Linked DNA regions of Homo sapiens: region 2 is linked to region 1. A link is a contact called in ENCODE Hi-C or POLR2A ChIA-PET data. All regions are on one chromosome and are shown on one strand. Each heading gives the region's core, a stretch centred on a gene start or an enhancer-like site at or near the end of the contact. The rest is flanking DNA. Distances are from core to core; before and after follow the strand shown. Region 1 overlaps RBL1 (RB transcriptional corepressor like 1). Region 2 overlaps RPN2 (ribophorin II).

The links. A loop is a pair of places that touch in the nucleus more often than their neighbours do. ChIA-PET counts read pairs that join two places held with the same protein, here RNA polymerase II (POLR2A). Pooled maps may share reads with other maps.
Region 2: a map of thyroid gland shows a loop between it and region 1 (2.6-fold over the local background). The contact joins two enhancer-like sites. A Hi-C loop is called at or near these places in 10 of 168 maps with a recorded cell type or tissue (CD4-positive, alpha-beta memory T cell, CD8-positive, alpha-beta T cell, IMR-90 and 6 more), 7 of 37 single-sample maps with no recorded cell type and 16 of 50 pooled maps. POLR2A ChIA-PET finds 5 or more read pairs at or near these places in 3 of 52 experiments (activated CD8-positive, alpha-beta memory T cell, activated naive CD4-positive, alpha-beta T cell and naive thymus-derived CD8-positive, alpha-beta T cell).

Annotation. Positions count from the first base shown.
Region 1 is chr20:37,006,707-37,010,315 of GRCh38, reverse strand. RBL1 (RB transcriptional corepressor like 1) reads left to right here. Exons shown (of 22, transcript NM_002895.5): 20 at 2,757-2,905. Among named protein-coding and RNA genes, the nearest start is that of SAMHD1, 57 kb to the right of the region's middle. Within about 2 kb of position 2,220, at least 7 of the 41 ENCODE cell types and tissues checked have a DNase peak (open chromatin) inside an H3K27ac peak, as active enhancers do; they include thyroid gland, where a contact is called at or near this core.
Region 2 is chr20:37,197,201-37,200,590 of GRCh38, reverse strand. It overlaps RPN2 (ribophorin II), which reads right to left. Exons shown (of 17, transcript NM_002951.5): 3 at 2,099-2,194; 4 at 1,366-1,541. Among named protein-coding and RNA genes, the nearest start is that of MROH8, 19 kb to the right of the region's middle. Within about 2 kb of position 1,415, at least 3 of the 41 ENCODE cell types and tissues checked have a DNase peak (open chromatin) inside an H3K27ac peak, as active enhancers do; they include thyroid gland, where a contact is called at or near this core.

The sequences.
Region 1 (3,609 bases), core at 971-3,470:
TTAATGAGTATGGCTTTTTTAGCATTAGTCACACTTAATAAACATTCACTATTTTCATCAGTAAAAACCCATTTCTGGCCGGACATGGTGGCTCACACCTGTAATCCCAGCACTTTGGGAGACCGAGATGGGGTCTCACTGTGTTGCCCAGACTGGTCTTGAACTCTTGGGCTCAAGTGATCCTCCCACCTCAGCCTCCCAAAGTGCTGGAATTACAGGCATGAGCCACCATACCCGGCCAAGTATGTTTTTTTAAATGTCTTTTTTTTCTTCAGTTTTTTTTTAATTTTAGAGATGAGATCTTGCTCTGTTGCCCAGGCTGGAATGTAATGGGGCAATCATAGCTCACTGCAACCTTGATTTCCTGGGTTCAAGCGATCCTGTCATCTCAGCCTCCCAAGTAGCTAGGGCTAAAGGTGCATGCCACCACACCTAGTTTTTAAATTTCTTTAATTTTTAAAAAAATTTTTATAGAGACAGGGTTTCACCACACCCAGCCTCCCACAATTTTAAATGTTTGGTTCATTCAAGTAAAGTATAGCTCCTTACCTTATGTTAGTATTAACAGCTGGAATTGGAATGACACAGAAATATAGAGACACTATAGTCTCTGTCTCAAGAAATTTCTAATCTAAGGAGGACATTAAATAATTTTAGACCAGGCGTGTTCGCTCATGTCTGTAATCCCAGCACTTTGAGAGGCCAAGGTGGGAGGATCACTTGAGCCCAGGAGTTAGAGACCAGCCTAGAAAACATAGGGAGACCCTGTCTCTACAAAAAGTAAAAAAAAATTAGCTCGGTGTGGCAGCGTGCACCTGTAGTCCCAGCTACTCGGGAGACTGAGGCAAGAGGATCAAGAACCTTTCATAAAAACAAAACAAAAAAATAATTTTAATTGATCCATATAATGAGAATAACCTAGAAGAGCTGTTAACAAGCCAGTATCCTTTGAAACAGTGTTTCCCAGAATGGTAGTATAAGTGTTTTGGGGGGTCCAGGCGCAGTGGCTCACGCCTGTAATCCCAGCACTTTGGGAGGCCAAGGCGGGCAGATCACCTGAGGTCAGGAGTTCGAGACCAGCCTTTCCAGCTGGCGAAACACCATCTCTACTGAAAATACAAAAATTAGCCAGACGTGGTGGCATGCTTCTGTAATCCCAGCTACCCAGGAGGCTGAGGCAGGAGAGTCGCTGGATCCCAGCGGGCAGAGACTGCAGTGAGCCGAGATTGCACCACTGCACTCCAGGCTGGGTGACAGAGCAAGACTCCGTCTCAAAAAAAAAAAAAGTGTTTTGGGGGAAGAGAGACTATACACAAAAAACTGGGGAAGTATGGAATTAAAGTGAACATGAGAGTTATTTTTTTTCCCCAACTGCAGTACTTCTCAGAGCCTTATACTAACATGAATTTCTGAATTTCCAATATAATATACAGCATTTCCTCAACTTTATTTAACCACATAGCTCCCCTCCCCTCCCACCCTCGTCAAGATCCTTTAGAAATAGCAGAAGTGAAAAAGACATCCAAATTAAGACTGACATCCCCTGGGGCTGTTTGGTTTTTGAACCATGTTTGTGTTTTCTGGTTTTCCTAAGGTGAAGGCATTGCTTCTACCCATGTTCTCAATGTTTGTAGGCCAGTGTATTGAGAATGAGAGCTTTTTTCATATATGTGCTAAATTCTTTTTAATTGGTAGTGGTTTTCTTAGCACATGGTTCTTGTGTATACAAGTAAATGATAGTTTGTAATACCCTGTAATACTCTTCCTTCCCCAAAAAATAGTAGGACAAAGTTCTGCCTGGTTTCACAAGCTATCCCAGAGTTGCACCATTAAGTAGGAAACTATGTTGGGGTAAGCTGTTATTTTACAATTGAGGGTGCTCAGTAAAACCTGAACACTGGTTCCTGATCAGGGTTCCTGTTGTATGTGGTACAATAAGGCTCTTAGAACACCTGTCACCTGCCATGTATTTGCAGAGAAATAAATGTAATTCATTTTGCTTCTTCCTTAACCTCTCAGGATATGCTTTACCTTTTAGAATCTTTCCACCTTTCTCAAAGACACAAGAAGAATATCTGCAGGCCTTTTAGTTGTCTGAAGCTGAGGTTTGCCACTGCCTCCCATACTGTAGAACTTAGCTAAACACCAGCCCAGGGCTGTTACCCCTCTAAGAGCCACTAGTGACAGTGAGCTCAACAGCTATGGTTGTGAAAACATTCTGAAGTGGAATCTAGAGAAAAGAGCACCACCTTCAGTTCATATGTTTGCATTTCTCTAGATTCCAATTTGACTTATAAGTAATACAGATGGATTGCTGAACCTTCTCTGAAAATATTAATTTCTCTACATAAAGATTTGTGGGTTTTTTTTAATATTGTAGAAAGGTCATTTAAATCACCAACTTGTATATTAAAGTATGCTTTGTGGCTGGGCATGGTGGCTCATGCCTGTAATCCCAGCACTTTGAGAGGCTGAGGCTGGTGGATCACTTGAGCCCAGGAGTTGGAAACCATCCTGGGCAACATGGCAAAACCCCGTCTCTACTAAAAATAAAAAATAGCCAGGCATGGTGGCACGTGCCTGTGGTCCCAGCTACTCAGGAGGCTGAGATGGGAGGATCACTTGAATCCAGGAGGTCAGGGCTGCAGTGAGCCAAGATTGCACCACTGCACTCCACCCTGGGTGACAAAGTGAGACCCTGTCTCAAAAAAATAAAAAGTATGCTTTGTATCACAACATTGCATTCTTTTTAACAGACTTAGAAGATGCTACAAAAACACCTGACTGTTCCAGTGGACCAGTGAAAGAGGAAAGAGGTGATCTTATAAAATTTTACAATACAATATATGTAGGAAGAGTGAAGTCATTTGCACTGAAATACGACTTGGCGAATCAGGACCATATGGTATGTTCTATGTTTTACTACTTTATTATTATTTGCTGTCATAGTTGGATTACTATAAGTTTATTTTGCTAGATAAATATGTCCAAGTAAAATTACTAGCAATTAATCAGAGCATGTCCAGTAACTTAATCAGTGATTAAGGCTATGGTACAACAGAGACCAGAGGAAATCATGGGATCTGTTGCCCAGGCTAGAGTGCAGTGGCGAGATCTGGGCTCACTGCAACCCTTGCTTCCAGGCCTCAAGCGATCCTCCCACCCCAGCCTCCCAAATAGCTGGTACGACAGCCACATGCCCCCACGCCTAGCTAATTTTTTTGTATTTTTAGTAGATACGGGGTTTCACCATGTTGGCCAGGCTGGTCTTGAACTCCTGGACTCAAGCAATCTACCCACCTCAGCCTCCTAAAGTGATGGGATCACAGGTGTGAACCACCACGCCTGGCATGAATTTTATCTATACCATGATTATGTTGCTAGAAATTCCGTATACATATGGGTAAGAACTTGATGGGAACATGAATATTAAAACAACTAATTTGTTTTTTTTGTTTTCTTTTTTTTTTTTTTTTTGAGACAGTCTCACCCTGTCACCCAGGCTGGCGTGCAGTGGTGCGATCTCAGCTCAACTGCAACCTCTGCCTCCCGGGCTCAAGTGATTCTCCTGCCTCAGCCTCCCTAGTAGCTAGGATTACAGGAGTGTGT
Region 2 (3,390 bases), core at 166-2,665, 190 kb before region 1:
ACAGAAAATCTGGTTGTCAGCAAAAAAACAAAAAACAAACAAAAAAACCTGGGAAACAATCTCACTGTTTTGAAAGGGGGATTTGGTATCACCAACCTCTTGCTAAACAACGAACGGGATTCCAGAACGGTGCTCCACACCCTCCTTCAGGGTTTGCAGTGAAACGGTGAACACAAATAAAATGACAAAAAAAATATTGTTTTAAAGGAGCAGTTTAAGTGTTAAAAAAAAAAAAATTACAACCGGCCTGGACAACACAGACAGGCCCCATCTCCACTAAAAACTAAAAAAATTAGCTGGGCAGCCGGGCGCTGTGGCTCACGCCTGTAATCCCAGCACTTTGGGAGGCCAAGGCAGGTAGATTGCTTGAGGTCAGGAGTTCAAGACCTGGCCAACATGGTGAAACCCTGTCTCTACTAAAAATACAAAAATTGGCCAGGCGTGGTGGCGCGCCTGTAATCCCAGCCACTGAAGACGCTGAGGCAGGAGAACTGCTTGAACCCGGGAGGCGGAGGTTGCAGTGAACTGAGATCGCGTCACTGCACTCTAGCCTGGGTAACAGAGTAAGACCACGTCTCAAAAAAAAAAAAAAATTAGCTAGGCGTGGTAGTTTGCACCTGTAGTCCAGCTACTCGGGAGGCTGAGGTAGGAAAATCACTTGAGCCCAGAGTTCAAGGCTGCAGTGAGTTTGATCATACCATTGCACTTCAGCCTGGGTGACAGAGTGAGATCCTGTCTCTAAATAAATAAAAATTTAAAACTACATATATTATCACTTAAGAGCTTAGCAAAAAACACCCTGAAGTTACAATATTTCCATTTATAACAAATAGGAAAGGTGCTTCTCCTTCACCTAAGCCTTTTGCAGAGTAGTAGAGTCTGATTCCTAGAATACTCCACCCTCTGAGCAACCACCTCACCCACCAGATGCTGTCTTTCACAACTTCCAGGGATCCTGAGAGCCCCCACTTTGCAGAGCCTCCACTGCCAACATGTCATCCTGCCCTAGCCAAGCCTCAACAAGACATGCACGTGGCTCCTTCTCAGTTATCTGCCCTTGCTCTAGCCCTCCAACCGCACAAGGCAACTGGATCTCTAGGTGGTGGTGTGCTCATGCTCTGGCTCAGCGCTTGCCTTCTGTCTGCGAGGCTTGCAGAAGACTGTGTCCATGTGAGCTCCACGAGGACACGGACCTTACTTGCCTTCATGCAATCATGTCTGCGGTGCCTTGCAGAGCACCTGGCACACGGAAGTATTTACTGCAAGTACTTGCCCAGAAAGTATTTGCTGAACCAATGAATGAGCCCTCTTCGGATAGGACCCGAGACAAATGAAGCCTGAGAAATGCTCGAGATGACAACTCACGCCAGCACAGTCTCCTCCTTGCTGAGACGAGCAGTAAGGGCACTGAGTGCTTCTTGGGATGCCAAGGGAAGGCCAAAGCCACTTAGAGCTGCAACTGCATGGTAGATCTGGGTAACAGATGAGTCCTCACTGACAGCTGCCAGAAGCAGATCTTTGGTCTCATTTGAAATAGAGATCTAAGAAAGAATTGGCAGACACAGAGTTTTAGAACAGGTCTTGGCAATTTGTGGCAGGCATGGCAAAGACAGAATGCGGAGCAGCTGCCAAAGTCACCTCCGCCTCGCACATGCTCATCCCCCTCTAATCCCCAGACACCAGGATGAAATGTTTGCAAAACTTCGGTACAACACTCCCATGTGAAAAGATGCTGACAAGTTACCTTTCTACTTATATGGTTCTCCTATGTTCAACAAAATGACTTCCAGAAACCTCGTGTGGGGGTACACTTTGAACATTTTTACGTGTTAAAGGCAGATGGAAAGGAAAAAATCAAGACCTACCAGAAGAAAAGCAAAAACTGTACAAAAAGGTTATTTAAAACCCTTGAAAAGTAAAAACTTAGGAGAAACATAAACTATACTTTCTTAAGGAAAAAAAAAATCACAGGAATGGAATTCCCACTCACAATAATGGACTCTCATAATTAAAAAAAGGATGTTTGACATGACTCCTCCCCTTTAAAAATGTACTTTAAATAGTTAAAGTCATTGTCAGCGTAGGAACCCGGACTCACCTCACATCCTGAGAGGGCCTGGCTGGCCTGGGCAGCGTAGAAGAGGGAATCCACATTGCTGGGATCAAGGTTAGATCTGATGTAGGTACATGCTTTCTACACAGTGGGGAAAAGTCAATGTTAAGTGGTGACACATGTAGTGAACCAGGAAAAGCAAAGGCGTTTTTAGATAACATTCTCAGCCATTATAGATGGCTTAAGGAATGAGCTACATGAATTTAGTTAAGTAGTTACTTTCCATAGGACACGGTATTACCCAAAATTGCTCACTTCGTACAAAGAGCAATAAGCCTGAAGGCGCTTGAGTCCTTCCGAACCTTAGAAAGGAAAGAAGGAAACCACTTCCCGGATCACCTGTCTGGCCATGGACTGTGCTGGGTATTTAGGAAGCTCTTCCTTTTAACAACATGATCCTTTGGTAGAGATTATCACTATCCCCATTTACCTGAAAAAGAAACTGGGGCTCCAAATTGGCAAGTAACCTGATGAAGGTGACAAAGCTACCAAGTGGCAGTCTCTTCTGATTCCAACTTTACTGGCATCTCCACTTAGATGTCACCAAGGCCAAGTCAGGCTCAACAAATCTAAAATGAGCTTAACGCTGGGTGCAGTGGCTCACATCTGTAATCCCAGGCCTTTGGGAGGCTGAGGCAGGACTGCTTGAGCTCAGGAGTTGAGACCAGCCTGGGTAACATGGTAAGACCCCATCTCCACAAAAAATTCAAAAAGTAGCAGAGCAGGTGGCGCATGCCTGTGGTCCCAGCTACCTGGGAGGCTGAGGTAGGAGGACTGCTTGAAGTTGAGGCTGCAGTGAGCCATGTTCATGCCACTACACTCCAGTCTGGGAGACAGAGCGAGACCCAGTCCCCCAAAAAAATAAAAATAAAAAAGAAAATGAGCTTAAAACCTTCTATTTCTTCACCAGGACTTCCCAGCTCATGCACAGGTAATACCATGCATCCAGCAACCCAAACCAGAAACATGGGAACCATCCTTGACTTTTCCCCACCCTCCAAGCCTATCAAGTCTACCTCTTTTTCATTTCTCAGGCCCAGTCCCGCCTCTGGTTTCTGTCACTGCCTTACAGCAGGCCCTTGCCATTTCTCACCTACATTGTCCCAGTCAGTCATCTCCTAAGCGGTCTAAAGCCATGCAATCCATTCTGCACACTGCTTCAAGACTGATCTTCACAAAATACAAGTGTAACCGTGTTGCTTTACCTTTAAAACCCTTCAGTGGTTCCCTGTTTTTCTCAGACAAGATCCAACTTCTGACACAGCATGAAATGCCCT